Regions from separate parts of the Homo sapiens genome. Here region 1 is linked to region 2. Evidence: read pairs that join two places in POLR2A ChIA-PET (ENCODE). Cell type or tissue: GM12878. All regions are shown on one strand.

What was found. ChIA-PET counts read pairs that join two places held together with the same protein. Peaks named below come from ENCODE experiments on the same cell type or tissue, not always from the same donor. Only the 100,000 strongest peaks of a DNase experiment are listed, where the experiment ranks them.
Region 1: POLR2A ChIA-PET joins it to region 2 with 5 read pairs; 3 of 35 experiments call an interaction of 5 or more read pairs at or near these places.

What each region holds. Positions count from the first base shown.
Region 1 is chr19:5,333,833-5,336,332 of GRCh38, forward strand. The region is part of intron 1 of PTPRS (protein tyrosine phosphatase receptor type S); the gene reads right to left. Among named protein-coding and RNA genes, the nearest start is that of PTPRS, 5.7 kb to the right of the region's middle. In GM12878, a CTCF peak has its summit at 2,016; no DNase peak of the experiment used is centred here.
Region 2 is chr19:5,275,677-5,278,176 of GRCh38, forward strand. All of the region lies in intron 2 of PTPRS (protein tyrosine phosphatase receptor type S), which reads right to left. It also overlaps the pseudogene RPL32P34. Among named protein-coding and RNA genes, the nearest start is that of PTPRS, 64 kb to the right of the region's middle. In GM12878, no CTCF peak of the experiment used is centred here; a DNase peak (open chromatin) is centred at 1,295.

The DNA.
Region 1 (2,500 bases), 58 kb after region 2:
GATGGAATGAATGAATTAATGAACTGGTGAATATTCGAATGAATGCATGCATGCTCGCTCGCACACCATGCTTGTCAACCGATCACTTTCCTGAGTGCCCATCAAATGACTGCTGTTAAACCCCCAAATCCCCCCCAAACTCCCCCCTTTGGTGATCACTCGGGCCCACCAGGGGCTCTGGAAGTTGGGAGCCACATGTGGAGTCCCTGGAGTGCCTGGAGCTCCCAAGGCAGCCACGTGTCCTCCCTGTCCACCATCCAGGCCCCCTGTGGTTCAGCTCCCGCCAGTCGCCCAGTCCTGCCGCAGAAGTGGGGCGGCCTTGATTAAGCAGCCAGTGAAGGGGAACGCCCCAGTTTGCAGTGGCTGAGTCATCCTGACATCTCCCTGGTGCTGGACCCCATCGGGGGGCTGAGGGCGGGGTAGCGGGGCGCGGGTGGACACTGGAGAGCCCCTCTTGGGCAGGTCCTTCAACATATCAGTGTAGCTCCCATGTTGTCAAAAATAATAACAAAAACAGAATAGAGGTGGCAGCTACATTCTAGGTGCCGTTCTGAATCTGTGCTTACACACGTTAACTCATTTCTTCCTCCTAACAATCCCTCAAGGTGGGCACTGTTACTCTTCTCCATAGACAGATGAGGAAGACGGAAGCACAGAGAGGTTGAGCAACTTGCCCCAGGTCACACAGCCAACAAGTCGGCAGAGCCGGGATTTGAACCCCATGCAGCCTCAGTCCAGCATCCTTGCTCTTAACCTCTGAGAAAAGGCAGTCAAGAGCCCTGGGGTGTGTGTGTGCGGGGGGTGTCTCTGTAGCGATTCAGGTGGCCCCCGCAGCAGATGGACTGCTGTCCAAACAAACATCCCTGACAATCGGGCAGAGCTCCTTCCAGGCGTTAGGAATCCAGGTTGTGGCAGCCAACAGCTTGTGGGCTGTGTGAAGTGACCTCAGGCCAGTGAAGGCCCCTCCCTGTGCCTCAGTTTCCCTCTCTGCAAAATAGGGCTCAGATCACAGCAACTCCGCTGACAGGGGACGGCAGGTTGGAGGAGACAAGGATGCTACTGACTTGCTTACTTAGCAGAGGGCCTGGCACGGGGCGCCAACTCTAAATAGTCGGAGCAGCTGTTATTATCCCCCCGACATCCCCTCATTTGCTGATCACGGGGGTTAATTATAAGCGGCATTAAATTATACACACACAGACGCGCCAACCTCGCTTCCCCAGAACCCCTGAATTTCCGCAAACTCTCAATTACCCACGTGACAGCGCGACGATGGGCCATCCTCCCAGCCTCTCTCCCCACAGCCTGCCTCATCCGAGGGTCCCAGGCTTCCAGAGCCATGGCTTCTCCGCCCGCCGGATACCCCTCTGGGTGTCCAGGAGCGGAAGGAAGGATGCATGCGACTGACTGCGGACGCGTTGAGAGCCAGGGGAGGCATGTTTACCCACAGCATCTCATGTCAAGGCTCGCCGCGACGCAGACTGCGACTGTACTGATCTTAGAGATGAGAGAACACAGAGAGGTCAGGCAACCCGCCCTAGTTTGCACAGCTCAAGTGAGGAGGGTGGCTCAAGTCAGGGCTCTGACCTGGAACCCAGAGGGGTAACCTCATTCTGTAAGTGAGGAAGCTCCTGCACGGAGAACTGAAAGGGAAGAGGGGAAGTCATCCAGGAAGGAAGGAAGGCAGGCAGGCAGGTGAGATCTGGGAGAAAAAGGGGAATTTTCAGTTCTCCAGGTAGGGGGAACAGGAGACAGCTGGCCCTTCCTATAAGGGGCTTATGGCAAAGATCAAAAACAACTTAAAAGGAGCAAGGCCACCCAGATAACATAAAGAGTACGAGATGAAATCTGTCCCCATGAAACGGGACATTTGTGATCCAGCCCCAGTTACGGCGATGGGGACCGGAGGAGGGAGTCCCCATGATCCAAAAATCCAGGCTCTGAACCCCCAACCAGGGTGGGATCCGCGGGAATCAGAAGGAAACAGGAAGCCGCACAGAAACCTGGGTTTATTTTCAGATGTGGAATATCCCCTCGGCCTCTGCGGGGCGCAGAGGGTGCCTTGATTCCGGGGAACAGAAGAGGGGATTCCACGGCTAGCCCAGAATAGCACCAGCCCCAAGGTCCAGTCTGGCCAGGCCACGATGTTGGGGGACCGGCAGCTCCATGGAGGAGGAGGAGGAGGAAAAAAAAAAAAGAGAGAGACAAAAATAAAGCGATGTGAAAGTGGAGGGCCTGTCCGTGAATCACTCCTACCCGTTAATTTTCGCCTTTGGAGAAGTGTAAGCCAATTGATTTTTCAAATTCCCCACACACAACCCCCTCCCCAGCGCTTCTCAAATATCAGCCAGAGACAAGACAGAAATGGTACGTCGGGTTTTTTTTTTTCTTCCCTTTTTGGTTGAGAGTCTTTTCTTTCCTTAAAGGAAAAGGGGGGGGGGCGGGGGGGAAACCACACACTCCACACTCTTGAACCTCAGGGTTAGAGAGACCCAGGTGT
Region 2 (2,500 bases):
GCACCTGTAATCCCAACTACTTGGCAGGCTGAGGCAGAAGAATTGCTTGAACCTGGGAGATGGAGGCTGCAGTGAGCCAAGATCATGGCACCACACTTCAACCTGGGCGACAGAGTGAGACTCCGTCTCAAAAAACAAAAACAAAAACAAAAACCAGCCTGGGGTCTCACTATGTTGCCCAGGCTGGTCTGGAACTCCTGGCCTCAAGTGATCCTCCCACCTTGGCCTCCCAAGTAGCTATGTTGTCCAGCCTGGTCTCAAACTCCTAGCCTCGAGCAATCCTCCCACTTCAGCCTCCCAAGCTGCTGGATTTATAGGCGTCAACCACCATACCCAGCTCTGCCATCCCCATTTTACATGTGAGGAAACTGAGACACAAACCAGGCAAGGGACTTGCTTTGGCTGGACATGCACAGCCAGGCGGTGGCTGAGCTGAACGTGCTCCTTTGAACCAGCCTGGCTTTCACATCCACATTCTTCACCCTCCATGACGATCTGATGTATTCATTCAGTCTCTGCAATAAAGCCTGGAGTAGGAGTGTTTTTGTTTTTGTTTTTGTTTTTTGAGATGAAGTGTTGCTCTGTCACCAGGCCAGAGTGCAGTGGTGCCATCTCGGCTCAATGCAACCTCCGCCTCCCAGGTTCAAGTGATTCTCCTACCTCTAACTCCTAAGTAGCTGGGATTACAGGCACGCACCACCACGCCTGGCTAATTTTTGTATTTTTAGTAGAGATGGGGTTTCACCATGTTGGCCAGGGTGGTCTTGAACTCCTGACCTCAAGTGATCCACCTACCTTGGCCTCCCAAAGTGCTGGGATTACAGGTGTGAGCCACTGCGCCTGGCCTGGAGTACGTGTTTTTTTTTTGTTTTTGTTTTTTTTGAGACAGAATCTCACTCTGTTGCCCAGGCTGGAGTGCAGTGGTGCGATCTCGGCTCACTTCAAGCTCCGCCTCCCAGGTTCACACCATTCTCCTTCCTCAGCCTCCCAAGGAGCTGGGACTACAGATGCCCGCCACCATGCCCAGCTAATTTTTTTGTATTTTTAGTAGAGATGGGGGTTTCACCGTGTTAGCCAGGATGGTCTCGATCTCCTGACCTCGTGATCCGCCCGCCTCAGTCTCCCAAAGTGCTGGGATTACAGGCGTGAGCCACCAGGCAGGTGAGTATGCCTATTTTAACATCCTAGAGCAACCTCATCAAGCTGCACCTGGGACAGGCTACAGTATCTGTGGAGAATTCATTAACATTGTTTCCTTTTTATCGACTATTTTTACAGTAACCTTTGCATCTCCCAGAGGGACACTAGATTTCCGGTCACAGTACACAGTAATGTTACAATGTATCCCCTAAGATGAATGGAGCTACTGCTGAGTTTTGTGTTTTTTTTTTTTTTTTTTAAGAGACTGAGTCTCGCTCTGTCGCCCAGGCTGGAGTGCAGTGGCGCGATCTTGGCTCACGGCAAGCTCTGCCTCCTGGGTTCATGCCATTCTCCTGCCTCAGCCTCCCAAGTAGCTGGGACTACAGGTACCCACAGCCACGCCTGGCTAATTTTTTTATTTTTTTTCCCCGAGGGCTGCAACATACTTACAAGAGCCCTTAGGAAGCAGCCTATATATCCAATAAAAAGGAACTGATCAAGTGAATGCCAGGCTATCTATGCAGCAGAATACTACATAAGTATAAAAAGGGGGAAAAAGCCGGGTGCGGTGGCTCATGCCTGTAATCCCAGCACTCTGGGAGACTGAGGTGGGTGGATCACGAGGTCAGGAGATCGAGACCATCCTGGCTAACATGGTGAAAACCCCATCTCTACTAAAAATACAAAAAATTAGCTGGGCGAGGTGGCAGGCACCTGTAGTCCCAGCTACTCGGGAGGCTGAGGCAGGAGAATGGAGTGAACCCAGGAGGCGAAGCTTGCAGTGAGCCGAGATCGCGCCACCGCACTCCAGCCTGGGCGACAGAGTGAGACTCCATCTCAAAAAAAAAAAAAAGGAGGAAAAGCCTCCCTTCCTCGGCGCTGCCTAAGGAGGTGGCAGCCGTCTCCTCCTCAGCATCATGGCCGCCCTCAGACTCCTCATGAAGCCCAAGATCGTCAAAAAGAGGATCAAGGCGTTCATCCGGCACCAGTCAGACCAATATGTCAAAATTAAGCGTTAACTGGGGGAAACCCAGAGGTATTGACAACAGGGTTCGCAGAACGTTCAAGGGCCAGATCTTGATGCCCAACAGTGGTTACGGGAGCAACAAAAAACAAAGCACATGCTGCCCAGTGGCTTCCGGAAGTTCCTGGTCCCCAGCGTCAAGGAGCTGGAAGTGCTGATGTGCAACAAATCTCCCTGTGCTGAGATCGCTCACAGTGTTTCCTCCAAGAAACGCAAAACCAACGTGGAAAGGGCCGCCCAGCTGCCGTCAGAGTCACCAACCCCAATGCCAGGCTGCGCAGTGAAGAAAATGAGTAGACGGCTCGTGTGCATGTTTTGTGTTTAAATAAATGTAGA